Linked DNA regions of Mus musculus: region 2 is linked to region 1. A link is a loop called in an ENCODE intact Hi-C map of the cell type or tissue named here. Cell type or tissue: left cerebral cortex. All regions are shown on one strand. Each heading gives the region's core, and the rest is flanking DNA. Links, peaks and the distances in the headings are about the cores only. Region 1 holds the start of Slc30a9 (solute carrier family 30 (zinc transporter), member 9). Region 2 holds the start of Bend4 (BEN domain containing 4).

The links. Hi-C counts contacts between places; a loop is a spot of excess contacts. Peaks named below come from ENCODE experiments on the same cell type or tissue, not always from the same donor. Only the 100,000 strongest peaks of a DNase experiment are listed, where the experiment ranks them.
Region 2: it touches region 1 in a loop (4-fold over the local background); 2 of 42 quality-filtered maps call a loop at or near these places.

What each region holds. Positions count from the first base shown.
Region 1 is chr5:67,300,373-67,316,245 of GRCm38, reverse strand. It overlaps Slc30a9 (solute carrier family 30 (zinc transporter), member 9), which reads right to left and starts at 9,291. Exons shown (of 18, transcript NM_178651.4): 1 at 9,049-9,291; 2 at 401-568. The coding sequence starts at 9,151. RefSeq lists a cis regulatory region at 8,920-9,643. In left cerebral cortex, for the core only: a CTCF peak has its summit at 9,120; DNase peaks (open chromatin) are centred at 6,047 and 9,325; H3K4me3 peaks cover 2,173 bases; H3K27ac peaks cover 1,185 bases.
Region 2 is chr5:67,412,755-67,428,627 of GRCm38, reverse strand. Bend4 (BEN domain containing 4) reads left to right here and starts at 829. Exons shown (of 5, transcript NM_001164806.1): 1 at 829-1,562; 2 at 10,606-11,172. The coding sequence starts at 1,049. Gm33345 (a long non-coding RNA gene) reads right to left here. Exons shown (of 4, transcript XR_868469.3): 2 at 14,236-14,507; 3 at 13,996-14,107; 4 at 8,824-10,734. In left cerebral cortex, for the core only: no CTCF peak of the experiment used is centred there; a DNase peak (open chromatin) is centred at 9,539.

The sequences.
Region 1 (15,873 bases), core at 4,533-12,532:
CAAATTTTGTGACAGAACATGAAGCCCTAGCAAGGTTTAAAAAGTATGGAAACACCATTAGGAAAGGAACCACAAACAACAGAGTAAACAACGCTTACAAACTTCATGCAAACAAACTGAAGTCTCTATGTGTGCACATGTATGCATGCTTGTTTGTATCTGTGAGTGCAGACATGTGTGCCCAAGTGTGTGTGGAGGCCGAATAATCTCAGAAATTGGTCCTCACCTTCCATCTGTTTGAGACATTCTTATTTGCTATGCCACCCCCCCCCCACACACACACACATACACTCATTCCAGCCCAGACGGTTTTACAGGCATATTATTAAAGAAGTAAATAACTTTACATTTCCCCAATGTACAAGAAAAATTTAAAAACATTCAGCAAGTTTATACATACCTGTTTGTGTAAGTGATGGGACTTTGTCAGCTTTTGGAGTCTGTGAGCCCTGCCCTCCTTTCTGGACATTCGTAGAGTACAACTTGACTTGATTTATAATAGATAAATGTGGGTGAATGTCGGGAACCACATATGTAAAGCTTTCAAATGTCATTACATTCTTCCATCCTAAGAGAAAAAAGTCACTTTAACTTTAAACATTTAACCAATCACATGCTTGAATTTCCTTAGTAATATAGGAATCTAATATTTCAATTTCTCCCCTATATTTATATTGATATACAAACTTCAAAAATATGTATGAACTCAACCAAACATTCATATTCAGTTATTTCAAAAGATAGTATATAGTACATAACAGATACTCTCTTATTTTTTATGCTGGTCGCATTTAAAAAAAAAAAGCTGCTATAACGTATTTTTAGAATAGCAGAATCTGGGTATGAGACAACCAAAAGGGCTTCCTACTTAAAATTATCCCATGTCTTCTCACAAGCTGGAGATTAGGTCCTGTCATGTAACAATCAATAAATGAACCTGGAACTGGTGAGATGGCTCAGTAGTTAAGAGCACTCACTGCTCTTCTGAAGGTCCTAAGTTCAATTCCCAGCACCAACATGAAAGCATGAAGGCTCTCACCTGGTGCCCTCTTCTGGAGTGCAGATATACATGCAGACAAAGTGTGCACATACACAAAATACATATAAATAAGTCTTCTAAAAAAGATGTCTTTAAACAAACAAACAAAAAAGGAAATCCTATTAGTAGCCATCCCTGTTGTCTGATTTTTTTACATTTCCTTTTAAAATTATTTTTAGTTATTTATTATTTATTTAATGTATATTAGCACATGTCGCTGTCTTCAGACACACCAGAAGAGGGCATCAGATCCCATTACAGATGGTTGTGAGCTGCCCATTACTGGTGGGGTTGCTGGGAATTGAACTCAGGATCACTGGAAGAACAGCCAGTGCTCTTAACCTCTGAGCCATTTCTCCAGCCCTCTATGGAACCTTTAATTGAGAGGATGGGAGACACAAAGCACCTTAGCTGTTGCATACTGGTTGACAGTGGTTTTTTGGACCAACACAGAAGGAAACGAGACTCCACAGTTGTGCTCAAGTGACAGAAAGATAAACTTCTCCTCCTGACTTTTTATGTATTACTGTGTACTCAGGTTTCCAGTTTCTCAAAGGACTCAAGAACTATTGAGACAGAATCTATACTTCCTCAGGTTTTATATGAAACCAACCATGTCATTAGAGACAATTCCGTTTTTCAAGAGTGAATGAGCACTGCAGGGCTGACACTTGGTTAGGGGACACAGCTTGGTGACAGGACCATCCTCAGCACCATTGGGGCAGAGGGGTACGATGTCCAACTGCTGAAAACTGAATCTCCAAAACACTAACTGATGTATGTCACCTACAGGAAGAGGGTTTGTAAAATAGAGAAAAGCTCAGAGACCCTGGCAGGAATAAGTCTCTGTGAGCACTGCAGGTAACTGGGAAGCATGAGGAGTTCAAGGAGACAGAAAAACTCAGTCAAGCTCAGGCTGACCATTTATTTGGGGAACTTCCTGCTGTCAATGTATTTTTTAGTCTATCTGGCAAATTGCTGAGCGTCCGATGTGGCCTTGGTTATGTGCATCTATTCCTAAAAGCTAAGTGAGAAAAATAACAGTAGAGAATTCCTGCACACAAAACATGTGACATACCAAACCTGTCTTCTTCACTGTAGCCACTGCTATTCTTGAGGCAAAATAGGAAGACGAAGAACATATAAAGGGAGGGCTAGAGAGATGGCTCAGAGGTTAAGAGCACTGACTGTTCTTTTACAGATCCTGAGTTCAATTTCCAGCAACCACATGGTGTCTCACAACCATCTGTAATGGGATCTGATGCCCTCTTCTGGTGTGTCTGAAGACAGCCACAGTGTACTCACATACATAAGTAAATCTTTAAAAAAGAAAAAAAAAAAAGAAAAGACAAGACAAGACAAAGGGAAATTAGGGCACAGAGAGCAGGGGACAGTGGCACACACATTAATCCCAGCACTCCCAGCAGAGGCAGGTGGAGCTCTGTGAGTGTGAGGCCAGCCTGGTCTACATAACAAATTCTAGGCCAGCCAAGGCTGCACAGTGAAACCTTGTACTAAAAATAATTGACGATGATAATGATGATAAATTAAGGGCTCATGAAAAGCCCTGAAACCTGGGACCTTGTTTGCTTTTCCTGCTGACTAAGAATCAAAACAAAATTTTCAGCAATACTGGCAAACTCAAAATTGCCTACAGAGGTATTGTTTCCTCAAAAACATCCAAAAATGTGTATTTGGGGCCAAATGTTTGTAACCTCAAATTTTAGCATTCCTCCCATCCCTAAATCTGAACAGTAAACCTTAGCACCGAGAGAGGAAGACATGACCAGAGGGAGGGAGGGAGGGAGGGAGGGACCCAAGCACACGAGATGGCTCAATGGAGAAAAGCACTAAGAACCAACTCGAGACTGTGGTCCCCTAACCTCCACACGAATGCCATGGCATGCACACTCTGATACCTCCACACACACCAGACACAGCCACACAGTAATAACAACAGTAGTAATAACTTTCTAAAGAAAGAAAAAGTCTTTAACTACTTGTCACAAACAATTTTTCATTTCTTTGTGGACAGACCCAAACAAGGCCCACATACTGTGCTTGAGATCTCTTCCAGCCATTTTTAAAGCTATACAATATATTTAAATTTCAATGCTTTAAATATTAATAAGCTAAGCTGTTCATCTGAATTTCTGCCCTGGTAGTTTTCCAGTCTGAACTTTACTGCTTGAATTCCCATAGCAGTGTCTAACCTACCCTATGTATCCCACATGCCAGTGGGTGTAAAGGCTTTTTCTGAACTCAGTTGATGAGGAAAAATCTTGGAAGTAGAGATGAAGTCTCTTTGAGGGCTGCTTATTCTGGACTGGGATCACACCTCAGCAGCAGAGCTCTCGGTCCCAGATTTGGTCATGACCAAACTCATCTAGTATCTAATTTTTCCTTTATTTATGACAATGTCTACTGCTATTCAATGCTACACTCCTTTACTCTCTGAGCAGCTTTAAAACTGTAGCCTTCTAATATGGTTATTTCTTCACTCAGTCAGAATGCCTTTGCACAGAAAATCCCGCTCTGAGGTTACTCAGGAATCCAGTGTAAGTCTAGCCTCAGGCCTTAACTCTTCCTTCTTATGCACCAACTCTCAAAATGGTAAGTGTGTCGCCTGGCACACTGCAGAGGTGCCATGGTTTTAGTTTACAGATATCATTACAAGTGCAGATTTCAGTACGATTTGCTGTATATTTCAATCCATTCCAGTCATTGAGTTGAGTAATGCTCAAATGGCCTTATTTCTGGCCAGTAGAGGTCTCTTCAAATCCTTCTAATACTTTACCCTTGCTAGCTGTCTGGAAACATCCCTTAGTCTTGAATGTTAATGGTATTTTAGGTATCAGCAGCTTTCAGCATACCTTCAGCATTAATACACAACTGAAAACTGCTTATAGGCTAGAAACTACATGGGCCCACATGGGACTCAATGAAGCCAATAGAATTCTAACCCAGCAATGGAAAACAATCAATCACTTGCAGGGTGGATTGCTGAATTCATTAACTCCAGCTGGCAGAAATGTAGGAAAGCTTATTTCCTAATCTTAACACCCTTTCTTCAAGGTGACATCTAAAATCAGCTACATCTGGAACATTAGTCTTTTGTCTGGCACTCACTGCTCTACCAGCCTGAACAGGGCTTGCTCGTGGCTGCATCATCAGGGCTGCTTCATCTAAGTTGCAGCTTCTGGCACGTTACCAGTTTAGCCATGACAATCAGGGGCCTAGTCACAAGTCTCTGCTTTTACTTTGCTTCTGTGACTCCTGACAGCCACTGCTACTGTTTACTGCTTGCCCTCTTGCCAATCTAGTTTGTCATCTACTACTTATTGACTTCAGCTTTCAGAGAAAATATGGCTTTCATTTGAAACTAAATATAACAATAAACAATCTATTGTCTTTCCTGCAAACTGACAATTCAGTCTATTATGTATGTTTCATCTGCATTAAAATAAACAAAAAAGGACATCTTGTGGTCTGGGATAGTTTCTGGCTAATTTTGTGACTTGAGCCAAGGTTGTAACCTGCTGTCTACATATCAGTCTCCTTACCTAAAAAAGTATTTCAGTAGTTTCTTCCCTCCAAATTTGAGAGCACTGACATATTAAAAACTGAATAATTGAATAGCTGGAGGGATGGCTTTGTGATTAAGAATGCTAATACTGGCTGCTCCACAGAATCAACTAACTGGGACTCATGGGGACTCACAGAGTGCAGGGAGCCAGTAGGGTCTGACCTAGGTCCTCTGCATCTATGTTATCTGCATCTGAGTAGCTTGGTGTTCACGTGGGAATCTGAACAGTGCAGTGGAGGCTGTCCCTGACTCTTCGGGCTGCTCATGGGACCCTTTCCCTTCTACTGGCTTGCCTCGTCCAGTCTTGATGTGATGCTATGTGCCTGGTCCTATTGTAGCTTGTTATGTCCTGTTTGGTTGATGTCCATGAGAGGCCTATTATTTTCTGAGGGGAGGCATAAGATAGGTGGATCTGAGGGAGAGGGGAAGTCTGGGTGTGGAGACTAGGAGAAGGAAAGGAAAGGAATGGGTAACTGTGGTTGGGATACAATATGTGAGAGAATAACAAAACAAAACACACAAACAAAAAAACCCTTTGCTTGCCAGATGAGGAACAATTCCTAGTTCCTAGTTACATGTTACAGTTACATGAAAAAGGGAGTCTAACTCAGTATGGTTTCAATCACTAAAAAATATACTTGATAAGCTACCAGAATTATATGTAATTTTAAAATTGATTTTCTATATTTAAAAAAATGTGTACAATAGGCTAGGTGTGGTGGTGCACGCTTTTAATCCCAGCATTCAGGAGGCAGAGGCAGGCAGATCTATGAGTTCAAGGCCAGTCTGATTTACTTAGTGAGTTCCAGGACAGCGAAGGCTCTGCAGAGACCCTGTCTCAAAAAAACACAGAAAGTATACCATATAGAAACTAAAAACATAACTACCAATAAGCTATCTAGAATTCATTAAAATCTTAATGGAAGGCTAGAGAGATGGCTCAGCAGTTAAGAGCACTGACTGCTCTTCCAGGGGTCCTGAACTCAAATCCCAGCAACCACATGGTGGCTCACAACCTCCTGTAATGGATCCAATGCTCTCTTCTGGTGTGTCTGAAGACAGGTACAGTGCACTCATATAAATAAAATAAATCTTAAAAGGAAAAAAAAGATCTTAATGGGGACTGAAGAGATGGCCCAGTGGTTAAGAGACTTCCAGAGACCTGGGTTCAATTCCTCGCACCCACAAGGCAGCTAACGATCTTCTGCAACTCCAATTCCAGAGGACCCCATACTCTCTTCTGGCTTCCATGAGCACTGCACACATGTGATGCACAGGTCTACATGCAGGCAAAACATTCATACATATAAAAATGTTAAAACCATGAACTGATTTTAGGAGCGATCTTATTAACAGCACCATCAGATTGTGACAGTCTGCCAATATGAACACTCAGGAGCCCCAGTTTACTGGCATCCCTTCTGCCAGCCAATGCTGCAGGAAAGCCTGCCTACTCATCTAGCCAGCAGAGGTGTAAGCAAGATAGAGAGGCCCAGCCCAGGAGAATGTGACCTATATGGTTTTAGTACACAGCATAAAGAAGGCCATCTCTCACTTTATTTTTTTTTAAAGGCAACAAAAGCACACACTGACAACTCCCTGTGCTACAACTTGGATTATAGCTCTACTGTCTTGCTTAGTTACTTCAATATTTGCTAAGAAAAAGTAAAAATAGCTGCAATTCCAAGACTTAGAGATAGAGACAGGAGGATCACAAAATGGAGGTCAGCCTAGGTTAAATGTTAAAACCCTGTCTCAAAAAGATGAGAAGGGAGATAAAATCAATAAAAGCATCTAACATAATACAAATACTATAACTACAAATAAACTTCCAATGTATTAGTAATGAACTGAGATACACATTTCAGTATGTATTTATTTATTGTAAATTATTTTCATTACAATTGTCAGGTCACAGGGCACAAACTTCTTAAGGTTCCTTTTACACAGAGAATAACTACCTCATAAATCAGTGTTCAATTCTGCTGCCAATCAGTACAAGAGAGTTCCTACATCTCCCATAAAAAATATCATATCATCAGTAGAAAACCTTAAGAGGATAAAGATATGGCTTAGCAGCTAAGTACTGCATATGCCAATAATTATAGCCCCATGTGATTCACGCCCTCTGTTGGCTTCTGTGCACACACATTCTGGAACATACATGTGCGTGCACACACAAACAAATAAATGTTTCGACAAAAAAAGGAGTAAACTTAGCCAATGCAAGATAGACAGCAGTGAAATCCTTTAAATATATATGTTTAAAAACAAACATTTTAATGTCTGTAGACCATGCTCTCTGCATGTTATTCATCAACATTCAACCATCTCCTCTGCCCATTGCTGCATTGTTGGATATGCTATCCTACCGCCATATTGAGTATGCTTAGTCCAGACTGTGATGGGCTGTGTGAAATACACACTGCATTCTGAAGACAACACAAAATGGGAGACACCTTAACATTTTTTTAAAAATTATATGCCAGAATATATACTAGCTAAAGTATACTATTTTTACTTTTAAAAATAAGTCTACCACACAGTGCAAAACTACATGCTGTGGCCAGGCTCTTGAATACTGTCTTTCTTCTTTGACTTCACAGAGGTTTCTCATTTTTATGTATTTGTATCAGTCAATGGGTTCCTCCTGTTTACTCTTTAGTGTCATTTTGGTTTTTTGAGATGAAGTTTTTCTGTGTGGCTCTGGCTGTCTTGGGACTCATTCTGTGGATCAGGATGGCCTCAAACTCAGAAATCCTCCTGCCTCTGCTAGAACTAAAGGCATGGACTGCCATACCTGGCCGCCTCTGTTTATCCCTGAGAAGACTTCATTAGACAGGTAAGCATTCTAGAAGAAGAAACTAAACTTTATTTCTTCTCAAAGAAAATCATCTGGCTTTGGATCCCCAACTCCCTCTCCCCCAAAACATAAACAAACAAACAAAAACAAGACAAAAAGCTTCAAATAGTTTTTCTTGTAATATGCATCCAACTTAAATAGCACACTTTCTCCAAATGATTTTTAAATTTAACCATAGTTTTGATTGCTCTTTCAAATACCGTAACAAAACTTCCACCAAGGTGATGTTTCAAATTTAAAAAGGTGTTAAGTGTTAAAAACACTAAATTTTTTGTAGTAATAAACATCCTAAAAGAACTCTGCAAAGTAGTCCTAAATGAAGAGACTAATTACTATCTGAGCTACAGAGAATGGGACAAAGAGCCCAGCATTTTAGGCCCAGTGACAGCTACCCAGAATAAGAATTACAAATTACACTACTGCAACTCACCTCACCAACACTGAAGGGGCACTTTGGACAACATTTAACAGCCACTATATGTATATATATTTCTGTGTAATATGTTGAAGTTTATTTGGAGTTTTAAACAGAGGGCCCATTCTGTTCATAAGTGGCATACCGCCACCATGGGAAAACTAGCTACAGTATTCTGTCATTAACAACAAACTAAAACAGTGTATTGCAATCAATTCTTTTGCAACCTTAGAAACCAGCTTTTAATACGGTATGAATATATTCTACTTTATCTGCCCAGCACAGGAGTGTGTGACCGCTTTTATCAAAAAACCTGAATGGCTGCAGCTTTTGCCTTCCGATCCAAGTTTTTGAAGGGTGACTGTGAATGTTTGAGAAACGTTTCTGTAACCACTCTTTGCAAATCCCAAGAACCTGAGGGGCTCGGGTTAGCGGTGGATTTGGTCCTGTCCTCTCCTGGGCTCTGCTAGCAGTCCTCCGTGTCAAGCTACGGGAACAAGGGAGGTGAACAGAAACAGGACTTACACGTTTGATGCTACTTTAGAAACTCTCCAATAACTTGAATCTGACTGAGAAAGCAATGCTGACGAAGATGAAAACTCTCAATCCCACCCTGCGCCCAGGGTTATTTATGTACAGTTTCAGGAGACACTTTTGTCACCAAAAGGATTGTTCGATATAACCGCAAACTTCGGTGGGTTTCCTGTCCCCCAGACTATGCCCATTCGATAACTGTGAGAAGCCCTCACCTTAAGATCCGTATGTGACATCCACTTTGATTTAGGGAGATTTAAGAAAACGGGATGGCACTAAGAAAAAGTGTAGCGCAGGAGTACCTCACTCAACCTAAGCAGCAACAGAACTGCGGCGGCGGCCCAAGGGGACCCTCCAAGCTGGTGGAATCCGCCATTTCCCACGGCCTGTTTGGGTCACCCTGGGTCACCGCGATGTGCCCTAAGACCTCCGGGTCTGGAGGTCCGCCTCAGGGTGTCCCTACGCGGGTTGGCCGCTCCCCGGTAGCCGCGGCTCGCGGGGACACCTGTGAGGACCTTGCGAGACCGGCAGGCTCTGTCTGGGTTGGAGAAGGGCAAGCGGGCGGGCCAACTGCCGAGGCCAGGCGCGGCCTCCACCGGTCCGTCACTCACCCTGGCTGCGGCCGCGGGTCGCTGCCCGGCCGCCACCGAGCCTGCACAGCGCCGCCCAGCTGCACCTGTGCGCCGCGGCGGCGGCGGCCAAGCCCGGAAACATCCTGGCGGGGCAGAGGCCCCCACTCGGACACCACCTCCTGCCTCCGAGCCGCCTGCCGCGCCAACTGACTCCATAGACCGGACCCCGGCGAGCACGGATGTGTGCGCCGCGGCCGGCGGCCTCGGCGACCCGGAAGTCATGGGGGTGTGGCGCGACAGCGGAAGTGACGGAATATGCCAGCGGGGGCGGGGTGGGCGGTGCTTCTGGCCAGCACCGGGCCAGGACGGTGTGCGCTGCCGACTGTGCTGGGCATTTGTGAGTCCGTGTCGTGTCCCGGGAGACAGTCTTACGAAGCGCCGCCGGGGCGTGGGAAGCAGGAGGAGAAGGCAGGGTTTAAGCCTCTGTCCCCTTTCCTTTTGAACCCTCGGCACCGCTCTGTCCAACACCGTGGTCACCTTGCTGATCACTCAACCTCCGCTTCTCGGTCGTAGTATAACAAAATTAGAGGCGTGCATAAAATTTGAAGTCGCGGTACTATGTGTACGCGAAGATGGAGCAGTTTTTCAAACAGCCTGGTCCCAGAGAGAAAGAAACCTGAACACATTCGCCTGTTTTAACCATTACCATGTCAGGTTCATTCAGTTCTTAGCTTAAGCCTTCTTTCACCACCCTAATTATAATTAACGTGGTTCTCATTTTTAAATAGTTACCCTGTACACTTTTCTTCAAAATACCACTACTGAAATTATTGTCCCCCCGGAATAGAGAATAGCTATATGGACACTGGATCCTGTGCAGTATACGTATACTACTATATTCCAGGGGCTAAGTCAATACCTGTCTGGCCAGATAAATAGAATGGGATGCATGTCCAGTTGTTTTAAAGATTAATTTAAATCGCTTAGTGAAAGTACTGTAAAATAAAATTTTAAATGGAAAATGAGTGCACAGGGCCGAGGGAAGGTATAGGGAACTTTCGGGATATCATTTGAAATGTATATAAAGAAAATATCTAATAAAAAAATAAAGAAAATGAGTGCAAATCAGTAAATGGGGAGGAAACCCACCACTTTGAGTGGACTTGAGGCTCCCTTCACAGGAGGGAATCCACCTCTGGTAAGGTTAAGCAGGTCAAAAGCCCATGGCTAACAAGGTTGTGGTCTCTAGTAAAAGGCTATTGCAGCTATTTGGATAAATATATTATGGTCTGACACCCCTTCCCCCATAACTGTAGCCATTTTGTTCCATGCTTGCCAGTTATATTACTACTCTAACATGCCTGCCACTCACTGACCAAGAAGTGACTTGGCTCAAGAACATGCTGACCACATAACCATGGTTTTGTCCTGTATGTTCTGAATGTTATGTATGAGGTTTGCTAATCTTAAGAAATTCCATCAAATCAAAGGTCAACACGAACTGTTCTGTGTAAAACGGCTTGAGTTAGAGCTGACCACCGGACAGCCCTTCCTGCACCTACATATGAGCTCACTGTGGTTTTTGTGGCTGACAGTGAAGAATGCTTCTAATAAGCTAAAAAGTTATAACACTCATGCTCTGTTATCTCGATGTCCTGAAATTCCCCTGTTCACCATGCATCCCGACACTTTCCTTACCTTACTCAGGACCCATCAGCTGATATACTTTGCCTCGTGAGCCTTCCTTGCCCTTTAAACTTCTGTACCTTGTTTTTTGGGTTTTGTTTTGTTTTGTTTTGTTTGTTTGTTTGTTTGTTTGTTTCGAGACAGGGTTTCTCTGTGCAGCCCTGGCTGTCCTGGAACGCGCTCTGTAGACCAGACTTTCCTCGAACTCAGAAATCCACCTGCCTCTGCCTCCCAAGTGCTGGGATTAAAGGCGTGCGCCACCATGCCCGGCCTGTACCTGTTTTTTTGTTTGTTTGTTTGTTTTTCCTATAGAAAGTCTACTATGAGAGCAGACTGGTGCCACAATTAGGTTTTTCCTTCTTGTGGACCTAGGCATCCAGTGTTATGGTGTGTGTTCAATAAACTATTCTTGCTTAACTGCGATGGTGTGTGTGGCAAATTCCTGAACCCCAACAAACGGATAGGTTATTCTGGTTAAATTGCCTTCTAAAGTGTGTGCCCATAGAGTAGTGCTACTGTCAGCTTTGAACAGAGCAGCTGTTTGTTTGTTTGTTTGTTTTCTTTTGCAATGGTCAATGGTAACTGCAGAAACGCCTAACTGATCAATAAAACTGAGAATAAATGACTGTTGAATGCCTAGCCATAAACTGAAACATTTGTATCACTTCTTCCAAAGGCCAGGGAACATTCTGGAAAAAAGGGGCGGATGAAAAGTAAAAACCAGAGGAAGTGCAGGGAAGTAGTGGAAAACACGGACTTCCAGTATGACATCGTTGGTGCCTTCTTGAACTCACACTTGCTGTGATTACTCTCAGGAGACTGGGCACATCAACACTGTGTCTGGGGAAAGAGAAGGGGCTCCTGGGGTCCTGCCCTCCCCTGAGAGTTTCTACACAATGGTTGATGGGGGAAGGGAGAGACATTTGAAAGCAAAATTTCACCCATTCACCTGTAAACAACCCTAATGAAACTCATGAGATGGCACTCACAGAGACAGGCACACGCACATCAAAGCAGAATGGAAAAGCTCACTGGGAAAATGACAGGGATTGGCAGGGGTGGGCAGAGGACAAGAGAGGAACAGGTGTGCAAATATGATCACAATACACTGCATATAAAATCTCACAAAAAACCCTTTATACATTATTAATATATGCTTATAAAAGCTTAATGAGAATCAGCACAAGGATTTTGTTTTGAGACAGGGGCTCACGTTGTAGCCCAGGCTAGCTCAGCAGTCACTATATACCTGGAGTCACTGTGAACCTTTGAGTTCACTGTTCCTCAGCCACCTTTCACTTTCTCAATCAGTGGTTCCTTTCTTTGGAAGAAAATGTAAAGCATTTCAAAAGACTTTGTGACTGTAGTCTGTATTTTCTGGAATGCAGGTCCAAGTGAGCATGTCCCTCTAGGTCATTTTCAGACATTCTGTGTGTGATTAAGATTTTAGATGGTCTAAACTGAGAATGTATGTTATAAACAGATGCTTAAATTGCACTATTTTATCAGACAGACAAAAGCGGAAGTGGAAAATGACCAAGTGCCACTCAGGGTTCTCATACACCATAATTTCTACAAGATGTTTCCAAGGAAGTTGCTGCCCTTATCAGACACTTTGAATCTAGCTGGCTGAACTTTGTTTCATCCTGTCTAGTCCTGGGACAATGATGGTTCTACTCATTAAACAAGCCTGGCTATCTATCTGGAAAATGGACTTAGATGATTCATTACAAAATAAAGAGAATGGTTCTGCCCCGAGGCTTCCAATTTTGAGTACAGATGTATCCGTGGGAATTGTGTTCTTCTCCCCTTCAGGATTAGTGTGGAAGGACCTTACCAACCTGAACATTTTTTAAAGGCTTACACATGGCTGTATAAAAGGACCGTCAAACCACAACTAAGGGTGTGTTGGTCGCCACTACACAACCAGAGGCAGAGATAGAGCGTATGTGCAGAGACATTTTCTATGTCTAAGCAAACCTTTCTTGCACGTGAAAAACTGTTCATATTGTTTCAAACCACACTGTTAATCCCTGCGTCCACTTTTCAGAGATGCTGAGACACTTGTCTCTAGTCAGCATGAATGTGAACATGAAATCAGACTCAGGCCCTCTGTCACTCCAATATGTATGTTCTGAAAAGCATGTTGTAAGGCAAGGAGAAGGCAAAGGGTTTGTTATTCTATGTGCATTATATGCATGTGTGTATGGTACAGAGGCTAGAGGTTGGTATCCGGTGTCTTCCTCTATCTCTACCTTTTATATTTAAAATCACATTTATGTAGGTGTATGTATATGCACATGTGTGTAGGTGAGATGGTACAGTGTGCCTTTGGAAGGCAGAAAAATAACTTGTGGGAGTCAGTTCTTCCTACCAGGTGGGGCCCCGGCATTGATCTCAGGTTATTTCATTCATCATGTGTGGTGACATGTGCCGTATCTGCAGAAACATCTTGCCAGTCCCTCCGACTTATTTCCCATTTTATTCATTCATGTGTGCGTTCACGATGGGGAGAGCACGTGCCATTTTACACAAGTGAAGGTCCAAGGACAACTTTGTGGTGACACTTATCTCCTGCTTTTATGTGGAACCTGGGTAGCAGATTTATGTCATCAGCCTTAATGTAGCAAGTCAATTCAATTGACCCATTGAGCCACGTCCAGAGCCAAGAGAGGATTATTCTTATGCACTGACTTCAACATTCCTGGATGTGCTTGTGGGGGAGTCTGGGCACAGGTGTTTTGTTTCATAAACAGGATCTCAATGGAGCATTTGCAAAGAGATGAAACACAGATCTAGTCTGACCAGATGGGGAGTTTTTGAACTAAAACTGAAGTTTATATGAGGACTAAAATTAAGTACCTGGAATAAAAATTTTCATGACTAAGGGGCTGACAGCTAAAGGAGCTACAGCTTGAAAAAAAACGACAAGCCTGGCAGTGGTGGCGCACACCTTTAATCCCAGCACTCAGGAGGCAGAGGCAGGCGGATTTCTGAGTTCCAGGCCAGCCTGGTCTACAGAGTGAGTTCCAGGACAGCCAGGGCTACACAGAGAAACCCTGTCTCGAAAAACAAAAAACAAAAAACAAAAACAAAAAAAAAAAAAGAAAGAAAGAAAAAAGAAAAAACGACAAGTGTAGAAAACAGAAAGCTCTCTGCTTGTGCCTCCTGACCTCCTTAAGAGTCTTAGTCAAGCAGGTTAGAGCTATGTCTCCCCTGTGTGCTGTGAACATCTTTAGACTTGGGGGCGTTTCTCTCATCTTCTTACCCTACGTGTTCACTATAGGTAATAGCATAGAGTATGCGCGTAGTGAATAAAGGAATGGAAATTTAAAGCTACACAGTTTTAATTCTCCTTTTCTATCTAACCCTCCTTTGAGAAAGATAAAGATGAAATTTCTATGAAATCTCTCCGACTTCTACCCTAGACAGTGAACTTTCAATGCACTTCCTCATTTTCTGGTCAACTTCCCTTCCTTCTCAATATAAATAAACCTTAGGCCTCACCCCCACCCCTTTATCTCCTGTTATTCCCTCTCTCCTTTCTTTTGTTCATTAAGTTTGGTTTTGAACTGGCAGGAACTCCTGACCTCAGCTTCCTGACTGCTGGGATTGTTTCAACAACATAAACACATTCCTCAGTTGTTTTACTTTGTCCTGATACCTCAAACATTCCTCCTCTTGTCACTGGAAACACTTGGCTGACATCACTCTTCTGCTTGCTGATTTAAAAAAAAAAAAAAAAAAAAAAAAAAAAAAGCCAGGCGGTGGTGGCACATGCCTTTAATCCCAGCACTCGGGAGGCAGAGGCAGGCGGATTTCTGAGTTCGAGGCCAACCTGGTCTACAGAGTGAGTTCCAGGACAGCCAGGGCTATGCAGAGAAACCCTGTCTCGAAAAACCAAAATAATAATAATAATAATAATAATAATAATAATAATAATAATAATAATAATAAAGCAGTTGAAAGCATGCCAGTGTTAGTATTGATTTTAGCCAGGCCTCATCTACTTTTGGACATAGTTCTAGAGAAACTGAAGGAAGACAATCTCACTCCTGCCCTGTTTTCTGTTAGAAGGAGCAGAAGGGAAGCCAAAACATGGCCTGCTTTCGCCTTTAGGAGATGAGGCCTTGGCTGTGCCTGGGAAACTGCAAACACGCCTGACTGCTTTGGTTTCCTTAAGGAACAAACCCACTGAAGCATCCAATGGTCCCACGCGCAACAGAAGGAAACTTTAAGGAGCCAAAAGACTTCCCGAAGAACTGAGGCACAAGTAGGAGGCTAATAAACAGAAGAAACAAAAGGAAAGCTCAAATTGTGGAGCTAAATGTTCTTTTGAATAGTTACAAATATAAAATGTCAAAGAATTATTACTAAACCCACATGTCTTTGACAAGTGAATTGCAATCAGAGGTCAGGGTACAAAAAAGAATTATTAACTTGCACCGTAGCACAGACCACGTGTCGCTTTAGCAACTTTTTACCCTTGCTTTTTCTGAGAATGAACTCATATCCTTTATTCCTTTCCCATGAAAATAAGGTTTTTTTAGTAGTTAACTTACCTCTGCCCCATAGCCAAGAAATACCAGTCCATAATGGAACAAGATTCACACCCTTATTCCCTTTAAAAAAAAAAAAATCCAGTTCTTACCTTACGCCCCCCTCCCCAGTCAACAATGAAGGTTGTGCTTCCATTTAAGGATCTAGGCTCTTACTAGGTCAAATGAAAATTGGATATTCTTAGATGCACAGAAGCATTACTGTAGGCAGCCCTTTGTTCCCCACCTTATTTAGAGGGTAGAAGAAAGGGCTTGGAGGGAGCCAATCGCTTGAGCCTGGAATCCTGAGGCTGGTGGTATGGCAGCCCTAGCAACAGGCAGAGATCTGCTCGAGGCTCAGCGAGGGATGTCTAAGCTTGAGATTTTGTGTGGAGGAGGCATGCTGAGAAGATTCAGCAGGTCCATTGGTTGCTACATCAAAGCCAAACTGTGGGAAGGGGTGGGCAAAGCAGAAGTGTGAGGAAGCTACTGCTAACGTCTACGTAAGAGATGAATGCATTTTCTGTTCATGTGCTGACCGGAGCTGGTGACATATTCTGGGTATACCTGACAATTGGGGACAGAGGACTTGTGAGACATCCTAATGACTTAATCCTTCTGATGGCATGCTTGAGTTGAC
Region 2 (15,873 bases), core at 4,794-12,793, 110 kb before region 1:
TCAAAGCAGTCACCATCCCAAAGGGAACCGTGGGATCATTTTGTTCCCTTGAATTGCACTGTCTACCAGCTATTTTACATTCTGAAGACCTATATGTAACCGTGCAATTCACTCACAAACTCCTCTGCGTGAATTTGCATATTTCCCTTTAGTCTTTCAGAGCCTCAGTTTTCAAATCTGGTCTTTCAGAGCCTCAGTTTTCAAATCTGTAGAATGGAAAGAAATGATGGCGCCTCTGTGCTCTCTCGCCCAGCTCCCTATGGAGAACAAGCGAAACAGTATGGAAGCACTAGGCCCTGAGTGCTTTCTGGTTCGGCCGCCAGACCTGGGACAGCAAGACCCTAAGGCAGGACAAACCTCCCAGCGGCCTGTGCCAAGTCCTTCGAGATGTTCTTTTTCGGGAGGGGGGCGGGGGGAGGGAGGTGTAGCTTCCTTCTAGAAGAACTTGCTGTCCCACCCTTGCACTCTGGCGACCCCGCCCTAACTTCTAGGTACCACCCCCTTCGTGCACTCCGAGAGTTGGGAGGTCACGCAGGAGGGCGCCGGGAACTCCTTTCCAAAGCTCGGACCCTGCGGACAACCGCTGCCGCCTCACGTCCACAGCCGAGAGAGCCGGGACGCCACCTCTTCCACCTGTCCCCACCGGGACGCCCTCCAGGTTCCGTTCCCCCACCGGGTCCCCTCGGGCCACGGGCTCCCCCTCCCCACCTCCCCCCACGACCCTGTCCGAAGCGCCGATCGCGCGGGCCGCCCGGGCCCAGGCCCCGCCCCGCCCCCATCATCATTAGCAGATATTACCCTAAACACTTGCTCCTTACCTCCTTTCTCCCTCCAGGCATTGGCGAGGCGGGCTGTCAATCAGCGCTGGGCGGCAGCCCCCCGCGCGGGGGCTCGGAGATGCCAGGCTCGGCGACAGGCAGCGGCGGCGGCGGCGGCCACGGCGCAGACACACGCCTTCCCGCCGGCGCGCGCCGGGGTAGAGCAGGCGGCCGGGCGGCCGAGCCACCTCCGGAGCCGCGCGCGGGGCGGGCAGGGCCTCAGACTCGGCATGGAGCCCGAGATGCAGGCGGCGGAGGAGGGGCCCAGCGCGCCCCGCATCTACAAGCAGCGCGGCCCCTACAGCGTCCTCAAGACGTTCCCCAGCCGGCGGCCGGCGCTGGCCAAGCGCTACGACAGACCCTCTCTGCTCGAGCTGTCGCCCGCGCGGCCGTCCCCGCTGCCGCCGCCGCCGCCGCCGCCGCCCTTCGCCTCGCTCGCCGCCGTGCCCATCAGCAGCAGCGAGCCGCCGCCGTTCCCGACGCAGCCGTCCTACCCGGCCGGGTCAGGCCGGGCCCCCGCCGCCGCCGCCGCCTCGTCGTCGTCGCCGTCCTGCACACCCGCCGCGCCCCCGGGCCATCCCAGGACTCCGGCGCCACCGCCGCCGCCGCCTCCGCCGCTCGCGGCCCCCGCCGCCTCGTCGTCGTCGTCCTTCGCCGCCGTCGTCAGGTACGGCCCTGGCCCGGCGACCGGCGCTTGCAGCAGCGGCGCGGGTAGCGACGGCGCCAGCCTGGAGCTCAGTGCAGGTACAGACTCCCGGGCCGCAACTTTGCGGAGCTCCGAAGGTGGCGTGGAGGGGGGGAGGGCGTGGGAATCGGGGGGTCCGGAGAGGCTGTGCGCGCTGTCCCCGTGGTCCCCGTGGGCCTCGGGAGCGTGCTACGCTCGGGCAGTAGTAACTTCTGGAAGATTCCGGGGCGCCGCGGTGACCCGAGCTTCCGACGGCGCGCGCGCCTTAACAGGTGGCTGTGGGGTGCGGGCTCCTGGCGAGCACCCGGGAGGGCAGCGGGAGAGCCTGTGAAGAGAGCAGGCCCTGGGCGGGGAGCTGGGGAGGGGACAGGCCCCGGGACAGCGGGCTGAGGCCACTCCGAGGAGACGCCCATTTTATTCCCGGCCACTTCACTTTTTCCCCCACGCCACACTTCCCTTTCCCGCCTGCCCGCCCGCCCGAGGTCTACTTGTCCTTCTCGGAGGTTCTTTGCCTGGGGGAGTGGGGGGAGCTGACCTTTGAAGATCCCGGCCCCAGTAGGGCAGACCTGGACCACTTGGGCTCCTCCTGGGGTCTCTGGGTTTCTTGTTCTCTGTGCGCTCCGGTGTCCATGGCGCACAGTCCCCCTAGCTTTATCCGCGGTTCTGCTGCTCTGGGTTGTGGGGTGGGGAGTGAAGATTTTTTGGCGTGGGCAAGGGGTCGCTGCACAGGAGCATCCACAGAGCAGAGTTAAAATCCCCACCCACCCTGTCCTTGAGACCCTGGTTTCTATGTCAATGAGTCTCCATGGGATCACCTACCCAGAGGTCGAGATTTTATCTCCTCTAGGGAATGTGAGCGAGCACTGAGCAAGGCCTGCACCCAGTCTCAGCTCCTGAGGGAAGGACACACAGCCACGTTTATGGGCTCATCAGAACCTGCTCAGGCCTTTCAGGGCACTTAAGAGCCTCCTAGATTCAGATTGTCAGCGAATCTAAGACTTTGTGTTGGATTTTTTTTTTCTTCCTAGTGACAATAGATGGGCATTGTCTCTGAAGGAGTTATAGATGCCTATGCTAAGAGCTCTGCTGTTTGTCAATATTTTGACATGTGAAGGATTGGTTTGGAGAAAGAAAATCTAATTACAGGTTATAGTGAAGCCTTGTTTCTGTCGTCTCCCCAATGATTTGGAGATGTTAGCGATTCTGAATTGGAGTTCTTACGTGGGCTTCCTTACTATTTCTGGGATGTTTTTTTTCCTCTGTTGCCTTTGCCCTCATATCCCATTGTGTTGTGTTTTTATATTCATTGTTGGGCTCTTCTCTGCTTTCATGTTCCGTTGGCTTTTGGTTTTGAAACAGGGTCTTGCTTGGAACTTGTTTTGGGGGCTCCCCTGCTACTTCTTGGCTGTGTCTGTTACCCCTGCTTGGCGTTTTGTGTTTTTTTTTTTGTTTTTTGTTTTTTTTTGGTTTTTTTTTTTTTTTGCTTTTGTATGTTGCTTTCCAGTAGTGTGAGTCCTTTTCCCTTTTCCCATATTTTGCACTCTTGTATAATGTTGGTTCCAGCCAACTCTTTGGGGACCAACCCTTTACCTTCTTGGTTCAGCCCTTGATAAAGCACTTCCTTCAAGCTATTGCGGTTCAGTCTTTGACTTTCTCCAGAATACTATGGTCCTACCCCTCCTTACTATTTGCATCCGGAGGTTGCTCTTCCCTGACACTCACCGGGTTATTTCTCTCAGCCTCAGTTTCTCACCATTCTTCCCATGGCTGCTCTTGTTCTGGAAGTTACTCTGCCGTCTTTCCTTCATTTGGAATTTTTGGGGGTCTGTTTTCTCCTCCCCTGGGTATTTTTTCCCAATTTCCTATTTTGGTTTGTCTCTGTCACAAGTTAGAAGCCATTGTTGCTGAATCTAAGGATAGGACGGCTCCTTCTTCTTCTTTTTTTTTTTTTTTTTTTTTTTGCCTTCAAACTTATTACCAGTTTTCTCAAGGCTGTTCTGGTTGGGGCTTTTCTTGTGTGTGTATGGGGCTCTGGATGCCCACCTAGTGGTGTTTGTTGGAAAGATGGGAACTGGACAGTAGGTTTCTTCCCTGTGTCCTGGAGAATGTTCTGGATGTAGAGGGGGAAGCCACAGAACTAAGGTAATATTAATCACTAATGAGCAGACCATCTCTCAACAGGCACAGCCATGTGAGTAGCCATCAGAGGGACAGCCACCTGAAGAGCTGATTGGTTCTTTGAGGAACTAATGGTGCCACTTTGAGCCAATGAGCTTCTCTGCTCGACTGGGCCTTTTAACCGCCTGGGGGTGGGGCAGGTGGGGCTCTGCCTGTTGCCTTCTCTCTCAGCAGAGTAATTGTGCTGAGTGTTCAGGCCACCTTGTCAGCTGGAAATAGTCAAACAGCATTGTGGTAAATGAGCTCTGCGTAGAGGAGATGACTGACTGTCCAGGGTAAATATGCTGAAAAGATGAAAGGGTTGGAGTGAGTCTTATTTGCCATTAAATGCTACAAGCCATTGGGAGAAGAAATATGTGATTAAAAATAGATTTTTTTCAACATTCTTATAAAGTCTCATGAAGAGTATAATTTTCCTTAAAAGGGGTAATACACCATGGTTTAAAAAGCATATTTTTCCTCTGTGGGAGGCTTAGAGTTAAAACCCACGTAGATCTTGATACGCAGCCTAAATTTGGCATCAGGAAATGGGAAATTGCATCTTTAAGCAGAGTACAATCAAAAATGAATTACAATAAATCCTATATAATTGCATAGGTCATTCTCTTTAATGAGATTTTATTAACCTGACTGTCAAGCTTTTGAGTCAGGCAGATATTTTATCTTCTTCAACTGATAAAAGTGTCAGCCATAAACCACCATATAAATATTCATAAATCTACACATCTGTGGCAGCCTATCAGCATCATTCTTTTGGACATTAAAAGCATTCTAATTACTTTCTGTCTAGCAGAGCTGAAATGCTGCCTGTTATACTATGTGCTTGGCAGGCATGATTGCTTTTGTTTGCCATCACAAATAGCAGCATCCTATTTTATATACCGATGGTCCAGAAAATATTCAGGGATTGACTGAGCAGGATGCATATTAGGAAGCACCACCTGCTTTTGGTGGCTCCGAGAATATTAACTCATCTGTTAATTTTTGACACATCATTGATTTATTTATTTAGAAAAATTGCATTCTGTTTTGCTGTGTTGATGTTTGCCATTATGGAAAAAAAAATTGGTCTTTTTTAAGGCATCCTTCATTGATTTAAGATGCTGGTCATGTTTTCCAAGACAATCTAATTTTCTAACTTATGTCTCCTGTACCATGCCGTAAAGTCCTCCTAAAAAGAGGTTACATTTTAAGGGAACCCTCTATTTTGAACTAGTTGGAAGTCCTTTGATAGATGTGGCTACAGAATAGGTCACTAAAAAAATTTTTCCTGCTTCTACATTTTTAATATTAATGTATTTTACCCTTGGCTGAGCTAAAATCAAAAGGTTACCACTAATCTTCAGTGCTGTGATCTCCCTCGCAGAGGCGGAATTCTCTGAGGGATCGGCCGTGATGGGCACAGTCTGTGCACAGCTTTCCCTACAAAGAAGGCCGTTAGAGACGAGAAGAGGCAGTGTGTGCGATAGCCTGCCTCCCATCCTCCTCCCGGGCACAGCTTGAGGATGGATTAAAACCACAAGTGCAGAAAGATCTCAAGAAATGGAAATCTTAATTAAAAAAAATAATCATCACCGTGAGTTTAGGCCTTTAGAGTCAGGGTGGGCACAGTTCACAGCCTGCTCTTATCTCCCAGTAGGCCGAGCTGTAAAGCATGCTAAGTGGTCATCCAGAGGGCGTTGGAATTGGGATTTATTAACATTGTGAGACGTTAGGGATAGGCAGCCTTTAAAAGTCTGTTTGTAGATGGTTGACTTTATGTTTCCTGAATGTGAGACGCTCTATGACGAGAGATTTAAAAAAAAAAAAAAACAGTTAAAAAAAAAATGAAAACTCAGTGAAGACTCCAGGGCCAGCAGCCATCGGGTTGCATTCCCAGGGACAGAACTTTTGTCCGTTTCTTAGTGGTAAGGGACTGCACAGCACGTGGGTTTCTGACAGTAGGGCTGTCCAGAAGTTGAAGTGTTGCTGGTTGTGGAGCATACGAGTTAAGAGGCCCCCCTCCCTCTAAGTGCAATGCTAATATTTTTATTACACTCTTCTGTATGTTGATGTTAAGATATACTGTCCAGATAGGTCAAGGTTTTGAAAACAGGGAAAATTCGACCTTAACTGTTTACAATCGCCATTTTCCTATAGATTGGTTCTGAGAGCAAATTCAGAATCATTTAAAAATCTGCCTGTGTAGCTCTGCAGGCAAAAACAACTGTTCTGTGATCCCCCCGCCATTCTCTGATTTTTCTGAGTGCACTTTAATAGATTATCTTCATAATGTAGTATATTACATAATGATTTTTTTCTCAGCATGTTATGAGTTTATCCTTCAATTAAGAAAACAAATCACGCTTGTCCCTAAGTCAGATTTTTTTCCCCCTTAAAAATCCATGCTATAATGTGATTCATCAATATGGTTAAAACTGCTCAGTGTATTGTAGGACCCTGAACAAATGTACTTGAGCAGCTCTTTCTAGAAGGTTCTGTCTTAGCCTTTCCTTTTGTATTCCTCCCTTTTTGTCAAGGTTATGGTAGGGGGGGGTATGGGGTGTAAATCAATTGGAGCCTCGATGATTAAAATGCAAACAGTAAATACAACGTAAGGTCTTGTGTGGGATTATAGGATTAAACAGAATGAAAACCGCTCTTGTGGTAGAGGTGAACATCCCCGATCAATACCGTCCTTTGATTTTACTAATAAAAGAACAAAACCAAGGAAGTAAAATAGCAAGAGTGAGACACCTCTCCACTTGTGCCGTTCAGTAAAGAAATGGCTCCCAAGGATCTATAGGACTCTGGGCCTTCATCAGTGATCACCTTCATCAGTGATCACCTTCATCAGTGATCACCTTCATCAGTGATCACCTTCATCAGTGATCACCTTCATCAGTGATCACCTTCATCAGTGATCACCTTCATCAGTGATCACCTTCATCAGTGATCACCTTCATCAGTGATCACCTTCATCAGTGATCACCCTCATCAGTGATCACCTTCATCAGTGATCACCCTCATCAGTGATCACCCTCATCAGTGATCACCTTCATCAGTGATCACCTTCATCAGTGATCACCTTCATCAGTGATCAGGCTTGAGTTCAGGGGTTTGTGCTGAGCCATCATGTTCTCTGCCAACCCTGGTGTATCTTCACTGAGATGGTCCACACTCCTGAGCTCTGGCCCCATGGTGTATTTATTTGGCTAGATATTCCAAGTGAGAGGGGACCAGCCTAGGCCTTCAGAGAGGTCTGTGGAAAGATTCCTAGGTCTTGACCTTGTCACGAGATAATCTAAGGAAGACTAGGGTGGTATTGCTCCCCAGATCAGGGTGTAGTCTGGAGAGAGGGTTCAGTGGGTAAACTGCTTGCCTTGCAAGTGTGTAGAGCTAAACGCTGTAGCACAAGCATGAAACCCCAGCACCCCTGTATAGCAAGGTAGGAGAAGGAAACAGACTTTCTGGGTGTTGATAGGCAAGGCTGGGATATGCAGTGATGACAGTGTTCCGAAACGATAGAAGGTGCTGACCCCTGAGGTTAGCCTGACATTTACAGAACATGTGGTGCACATCCCTCAGCACACAGATTTTTTTTTAAGAAGAGAAAGTCAGGAAATGTACCAAGAAAAAAGCATTCCCCAGAACTTTAGCCTCTCAGAGGTGGTCTTGTTTTCACCCCCTGCCTTGACTAAACCTGAAAACGCTATGAAAACAAAAGGTTCTGTGTTGTGGGGGTTGGGGGATGACCGGGGGAGTGGAGGCCAGAGGTCAACGTTGGGTGACTTCCTCAATTGCCCATCCTGTTCTTTATGTTTGAGAATTCATAGGAATAATAATAATAATAATAGAAACAACAAATATGATCACATGTATCCCTCATTTCTCCCTGCTAGCTCCTCCCTGCCTCCTGACCCACAGGAGCATCTCCCAACTTGATGTCTTCTTTTCTAACAACCCACGAGGTCCCATTTAGCACCATGCGTATATACGTGGGGGTGTGGCAGTGCACTCTGAGCATGGGCACCCCACCAAAAAGGCATGCTCCATGCGCTATCAACTGCCAATAGCTAAGGCATGGGGCCTTTTGAGTCAAGCAGTTCTTACACAGTCACCCCATTTTCTTGAGATGGGGTCCCTCAGTAGACCTGGAGCTGGCTGGTTAGCTATACTGGCTAGCCAGCAAGTGCCAAGTGGCTTCCTGTCTCTGCCTCCCCAAGGCTGGTATTATGGTCATTTGTTGGCCCCCGGCCCCCTGTTATTTTCTATAGGTGCTTGGAATGGAACGTAGATCCCTGTGCTTGTACATCAGGCTCTTCACCTAGAAGTCACCTCTCCAGCCTTTACCTTGTTTTTAGACAGGGTCTAACCGATTAGGCTAGGCTGGCTGCCTGGCTGGCTGGCTGCCTGGCAGCCCGAGAGCCCCAGAGTAACCCTTCTGTCTCCCAGGGATGGGATTACAAACATGGACCTACATCCATCTCTTATGGGTGCTGGAGATGGAGCCTGGATCCAAGTTTGTGTGTGTGACAGCCACTTTACCAATTGCTCTGTCTCCCCATCCCTCAGTGGGTAATATTTGAGACCCTGTAATCACCTGATTCTCCCACCCCAGTGTAGTCTATAGTCCTCTCCTAGACAGAGAAGAGTTTGGGCTCAGAATTCCCCAGAATGGTAGCATTGTACAGACTTGGGGGAATAGATACTTCTGCATACTGGGGGCACTGCTAGAATTTCTTTATGTCTTTCAATTAAGTAATTGAACCAGGACACTTGGATCTTCCCCCAATACCTACTTCACTAGTACCTACTTCATTAAAATGCACTAAGAAACAAACCATGGTAGACACTGAGTTTCAGACAGAAGTTCAGTGTCTGTCTCTGCCTTGTGTTATTGCCCCTCCTCCCTACCCCCCCCCCACCATGTTTTCTGAGAAGGGGCCTCACTGTGCTGCCCAAGCTGGTCCCCAACTCCTGTGTTTAAATGATCCTCCTGTTTGGTCTCCTGTGTAGCTGGGGCGGTACTTCTGTAGCACAGCTCATGGATAGCACAGACTGCTAGGCTTGTGGTTTTGTTCATCACACACGCTGAGTTTTCTAGGGGATTTTTTACTACATCTGTCATCTCTACCCCAAAGAAGACCTCATCTCACCGTGTTTTACTTAAAAGAATCCTTTTTTTCTTTCCCAGACCAAACAAAACATAAGTATCTAGCCAGTGTTTTCAGAGAAAGCCAGGAGCTAGCTACAGTTTTGTCATCAATTGTTTCTGGCACCTGAGTTCTCCAGTGTTACCATTAATCTCGTAAAGGGAAGAAGAAATGTAAGGCAACTTCCTCCTGCTGAACACGCCCTGAAAAGTGTCACTCTGTACTAGTGAGAGCTGTTTCTACATGGTGGTGAGCGGGAGGAGAGGCAACCACTTGTGCTCATATTTAAGATGACTTTGGACTACACTAAGTAATGCTTTCAGAATTTGGAAGTGTAAGATACTCGTCTCTGAGGCTAACTGCTTCAGTCTGCTACCTAGATCTAGTCCTGGAAGTTTCTAGGTTCTGTACAATCTAATCTGAGCCTAGAATGTTTCCAGCCTCTGAGACTTGCTGCTGAATAAGCTCACCTTTTCTTGTTCTTTCTCATCTCTAGTTAGCTGGTTCACCTCTGCTGTTCTGGCTCAACGCTAACTCCATATGGCATCTCTGGCCTTCTCCTGAATTGCTCTGGTTGGTCCCAACCAGCTCTAACCATGTGTTCTAATCTGGCTCCTTCTCATTCCCTTGCTCGTTCTGTCTTCTCCTGTGTCTAGCTTGTTCTCTCTGTGCAGCCTGTCTCCATACAACCAGCCCAGGAAAACTGCCTCCTCTTCTCTTTTTCTCTCTGTGCTCTTTTGAGAGTTGGGCAGATGCTAGTCTGCCAAACCTTTCTCTGATTTGTCACTTTGTCTGCCAATTAGACATCACTTTTCAAACACGGCTGCTTCCTTCTATGGACTTACATTCATTAAAGATGTGTACTAAGGGTGTGTCTGTATTCCAGCCAGAGGGATTAAAAGTGCATGCTAAGGCTGAGACACACCACAACTAGAAACAGGTTTTTTTTTTCCAGTAAATAACACAGTCACAGGGTTCATGGTGTGATCAATCAAACATCCTGCTTTGTGGGAGAGAGTTTTTTTCTTTGTCTTTGTAGCAAGTTGATTGGTTTCTCTTTGTTTTTTACTTTCCACTGCTTGACAGTTTGTGTAGAGTTCAGGTATGTGGGCTTTGTGGTCCCCACCCATGCCTTTTCCCCTTTTAGGAGACTTGACAGTCCAGTGCAAATGGCTCTGAGAAGAGAAACAAGCCATTTTCAGACAGCGCTGCTGCGTCTCTCTAAACCCTGACCTCAGCGAGCATTCCAGAGTAGGAAGGCTGTTGAGCCCAGGTGTTGGTGACAGTTTCGTTTCATGCTCATCCTTTGTCTATAGAGCCCTCGGTGTTACCTTGGATTTCTAGTGAGCTCTTCCCAAGGACTTATCTCTCTGCTCCAGTTTGCATCTGGGAGCTGCGTGGTTGTGGCAGGGATTGTATCAGCTGATGAATAGCAAGGGCAAGAGGGCACTCCAGAAATAGCAGTAATGATTGCAGTAAGGCCTCCTATCAATGAGGAATTGAGTCTGCAGTGGCTGGCTCGATTCATTAGAGTGAGGATATTAATGAAGCCAAGGGTGTAAGTTCAGACCTGTGCAGACCAGAGAGGGATATCTTCATCTGGGTCCCAGGCTTCTCTCAGAATAAGGGGCTGGGGCCCCCACTGGTCACAGAACAGCAGGGAGCTATGCGTCATTTCTCGGGTGGCTTCACTGCGCCTTTTGTGTTATGAGGTTAAGTTGAAAATGGAGGCCCTTGCTCCTTCCACGCCTGGCTGTTGGTCACTGATATCTCTCTTCTTCCATTCCAGAGAGCCGGATGATCCTGGATGCCTTTGCCCAACAGTGCAGTCGTGTTCTTAGTCTCTTAAACTGTGGAGGAAAACTTCTGGACTCCAACCACTCTCAATCCATGATTTCTTGCGTCAAGCAGGAAGGCTCTAGTTATAATGAAAGACAGGACCAGTGTCACATTGTGAAAGGGGTCCAGAGTCAGACCTCTGACAACATAGACATAGAAATGCAATATATGCAAAGAAAGCAACAAACTTCTGCCTTTTTGAGAGTGTTCACTGACTCTCTCCAAAATTATCTGCTCTCGGGGAGCTTCCCGACTCCAAACACCTCATCAGCCAGTGAGTATGGCCACCTGGCTGATGTGGACCCTCTCTCAGCCTCCCCGGTGCACACCTTAGGTGGCTGGACCTCTCCGGCAACATCTGAGTCTCACGGTCACCCATCCTCCTCTACGCTGCCGGAGGAGGAAGAGGAAGAGGAAGAAGAAGGCTACTGCCCTCGATGCCAGGAGCTGGAGCAGGAGGTTATCTCGTTGCAACAAGAAAATGAAGAGCTCAGAAGAAAATTAGAGAGCATCCCAGGTATGTGTTCACACTGTATGAAGACAGCGGCAACTCCAATCCGTACCTCTGTGCGTACGTGGGTTTGGCTTTAGTGATGGCGGTGGAGCCAGGATGTTGAAAACTTGAAAAAGCGTAAAACGTGTAAGATGTCCTTGGCTTGCCCGGTCCAGGCAGGAATTCCAGGGCAAGAGCTAACTTGTCTGTGTTAGCTTCCTGTTCTTGGGTTAAGCCCTGAAGGCCACAGTCCTCATGCAGGATGTCTCTATTGGTGTGTAAGTAATTCCTATGTGTGATGCCTTACATTGATGTGCATTTACTGTTACGAGGCTGAGAGCCCTTTACAAGTGGCCTGTATTTAAATATGGCATCTGTGTCCCCAGGTACAAATGCGAACAAATCCATCTTTGCATTAGCAGGATTCAGCGCTGAGCAAAAGAACATGATCTATTCTGTCCACGCCTCTCCTTGGCCTCCTTTGCTAAGTTTCAGCATGGAATTGATTCAGCATGTAAGCCCCTCCGTGTAGAGTTAATTTAGACATTGCAAACTAGGAGATCAAAGATAAACTGTTAATTTAGCTGGCCCTAAATTGTTTGTGGCCCTGGTCTGAGGCAGTCCTCTCAAACATCCTCCATTTTCACAGGATTAGAGTTGGAGTTTTCTTAGGACAAGACCTGAGTTTGTTTGTCTGTTTGTTTGTTAATTTTTTGTTTCGAGACAGGGTTTCTCTGTATAGCCCTGGCTGTCCTGGAACTCACTTTGTAGACCAGGCTGGCCTCGAACTTAGAAATCCGCCTGCCTCTGCCTCCCGAGTGAGTGCTGGGATTAAAGGCGTGGGCCACCACGCCCGGCCATGACCTGAGTTTTTGTTATGAGTGGTTTTTCCTCTGCTATTAACAAAAGTGCATGGGTGCTGGAGAGATGCATCAGCAGTCAAGAGCCCTGGCTGCTCCTCCAGAGGGCCTAGGTTCAGTCCCAGCATCCACATGGCATGGCAGCTCACAACTCTGTATAACTCCAGTTCCAGGGGCTCCAACACCCTTATACAGATATAGATGCAGGCAACACCAATGCACATGAAGTAAAAATCATTTAAAATTTTTGAAAAAAAAAAGAAAAGTATTAATTTGACTTGTATCTTTGAGTTTGTTCCTGTGTATGAGGGACTTACATTGACAGCAGAATTGTTAGCTAGAACAAGATCTCTGAGCTGTTTTAATCATGTGACACCCCCCCCCCCCCAAAGATGATAAAGTCAGGGCCACAGCCCCACTATCTGCACTCAAATAGCTATATTCATACATTCAAAGCATAAGAATTTCTGGAGTTTTAAGACTGATAAAATATATAAATAGAAGTGATATCTTCTGTTTAAGCCTGGGGTGTGTGGGTGTGTGCCAGTGTACCATATAAATGGTAGCTCATCTAGAAATAATAGAAGAAAGTCTCTGTTTGTTGGGACACATAGGACAGAAAACCAGAAATGGCTATTATGATTTGCCCAACAGAGCCAGGTGAGGTGGCCCATATCTGTAGTACCAGAACTTGGAAGGCGGAGCCAAGAGGAACAGGAGTCCAAGGTCATCCTCTGCTACAGAAGTGTGAGGCCAGCTTGAGTTAATTGAAACCTGTCTCAAACACACACACACACACACACATACACACACACACACACACACACACACACACACACACACACACACACATACAAGTTGCCAAATTAAAAATTAAGCTGTTTCCCATCTTTCGTTAAAGGTCTTTTCCAAATGGAGCCGAAATTTGGCTCAGAACATTGTGGAGTCTGGCTCAGCGTGTTGGTCTTGGAAGAAGAGACAAGAAGTAAATATGGGGTCAGGGGAGTCGGGATGCTCTTCCAAGCAGGCTGTCGTGCCTACAGGAAACATCCTGGGAGAACCCAGGAGGCTGTGTGGAACCACACTGTTCCTTGTCTCCCCCAGTCAGGGAAAGGTGGTCTCAGCTAATGTGCTGAGTTTGCACCTCTGCCGGCCTGCAGCTAGGCTCCACTCATTCTTAAGTTTACCTCTAAGCGTTTGTCTTGCCTTGCTGTTTCTCAGGGGACAGAAAATAGTGTCATGAGTGGCTGCAGAGGCCAATGCCAGCCACTCTCAGTGTGTCCCCATGGGTATGCTTATGGCTCAGCCAGGCCAGGTGCTGCTGTCCCATAGGTTTAGAACATCAGGCTCCTGCTGGCTTAATAGCCACTGGGAGCCTTCCTCCTGAGCCTCATCCTGGGTGTGGGAAGAGGTGACACAAATGTCAGAACGTGACTTATTCCTGGTCCTCAATATGTGGCAGTGTTCTTGGCATATCATAAATTTGGGGTTCAGTCAGGCCAGATGCTGGTGTCAGGGATAACTCATTGGTGGCCTTCCACTAGTCACTGTCTGGACATCCAGAAAGGTGAAAAATGATACAATTTCTTAAGCACTCTTGATGATCAGATATCGAATGACACTGGCTGAAAGTCAGTGGTCTAATGATCACTAGAGTTACTGTGGCTACCCCGGCCTTAGGAGCAACTCTCTATGAACCTTGAACTAATTGCCATTTACACAGAACTCAAATTGCATTCTTTATGAATGGAGAGCTGGGCTTGGTGGCACACATCAGTCCCAACACTGAGACAGAGCAGGAGGATAAGGCATTCTAGGGCATCTTCAACTACATACCAAGCATGAGGCTTTCGTGGGCTGTGTGAGTCCCTCTCACCATGTCTGTGGAAGCCCAGCAATACACATGAAGAATCAGGCTATGAATTATGCACAGATAAAAAGGAGTAGGGGGGGGGGGGACAGGACACCCAAGCTGATTGGTGGTTACCTGTCGTCGAATGTGATCGCTATCTCAGGAAAGAGATTGAACGTGTCACCTGAAGATGGAAACTTGACCAAAGAGAAGGGGAAGTACTGCCATCTTGCCTTCTTCCTAGTCTCTGGATGAACAACAAATGAGAGACTCATTCAAGACTCCATTCTTGACTCTTGGTGACAGTATTTTCAGGAAGAATATGCCCTTAGACACCCACCTGAAGAAAAGTACAGTTAGTGAGAGGCTGGTTACCTGTGTGTTTTCAGGCAGTAGCTCTGCACTTGTCCTAGAGACAGTGCATTCCCATAGGAAGACCTGGGGCTGTTTTGTAGAGTCTGCTCCATCTGACAGTCAGTTTGTGGCAGGACACCCAGGACGGATAGGCACAAAGGAGAAAGCAACATCCGCAGTCAGCAGATGGAAGAAGGAAGGTTGAGATCAGTTGACTAAGTGTCTTCAGGTTCTCCTGAAGGTACTGCCAGGAGCACGGGGGCTTCATTTTCTTCCCTGAAAAGCCTTTATACCTGGAGCGGAAGTGAATTAAAGAGGGTGAGCCCGGTAGCCCACAAGGAAAAGTGCTTGGCTTGGATGGTCCTAGGGGAAGGGAAGGTGTTAGATCTAACCCTAAAGAGGTTGGGGAGGGCTTTCCACCAGCGTTATTTATGTATTGCTGGTGAAGTGTGGACAGCCAGAAGCTGTAGGTGGTCCGAGGTTCTTTCAGATGGGAGACAGCTCACACTAAGGAGCCCACATTGGCAATTTTCCTTTTGTATCAGATCATCACGATAGACATTTGGAAGTTTGTCCTTTTTTTTTTTTTTTTTTTTGATGTTTTGATAAGAGGTGAAAACAGCTTAAGAAGCTGCATGGGCTAGAGAGGTGGCTCAGTGGTTAAGAACACTGGCTGCTCTTCCAAAGGTCCTGAGTTAGCAACCACATGGTGGCTCACAACTACCTGTAATGGGATCTGATTATGCCTTCTTCTGTCATGCAAGCATACATGCAAATACAGCAGTCATATACATAAAATACGTAAGTAAATCTTTTAAAGAAGCTTCTGAGTGAGTGAATGAGCTACTGGGACCAGGAATATGAAGCAGTGCCTGGGGCAGTTCCTCAGTGGAGAGGACGTCAGGGGAGGGACGCCAATCGAGCTCACAGTCAAGCTGTAATCAAACATGCTCGTGAGGATAGATATAAAGATCCCATGTTAACCTGACCTGCCAACAATTGCAAACCATACCCTCTCTGTCGCACCTCTCAGAAGAAATCACTGACAAATCTCAGCTGCCTATTAACAAGTATTTTTTAAAATTTTTATTAGATATTTTCTTCATTTACATTTCAAATGCTATCCCGAAAGTCCCCTATACCTTCTCCCCACCCTGCTCCCCTACCCACCCACTCCCACTTTCTTGGCCTGGCCTTCTCCTGTACTGGGGCATATAAAGTTTGCAAGACCAAGGGGCCTCTCTTCCCAGTGATGGCCGACTAGGCCATCTTCTGCTACATATGCAGCTAGAGACACAAACTCCGGGGTACAGGTTAGTTCATTATGTTGTTCCACCTATAGGGTTGCAGATCCCTTTAGCTCCTTGTGTGCTTTCTCTAGCTTCTCCATTGGGGGCCCTGTGTCCCATCCAATAGATGACTGTGAGCATCCACTTCTGTGTTTGCCAGGCACTGGCATAGCCTCACAACAATTATTTTTTAATACCAAGTCCATAGATACTAAAATAAGGAAAACTATGGGAGGGGTGTTTGTTGGCGTTTTATTTTTTGTTTCTCCTGGTTTTCAAGTTGGCTGCTGGTTCGCTGTGTAGCCAGTGATAGCCTTGAACTCATTCCTCCTGTCCCTGGAGTACTGTGGCGTGGTTACAGGGCTGTCTG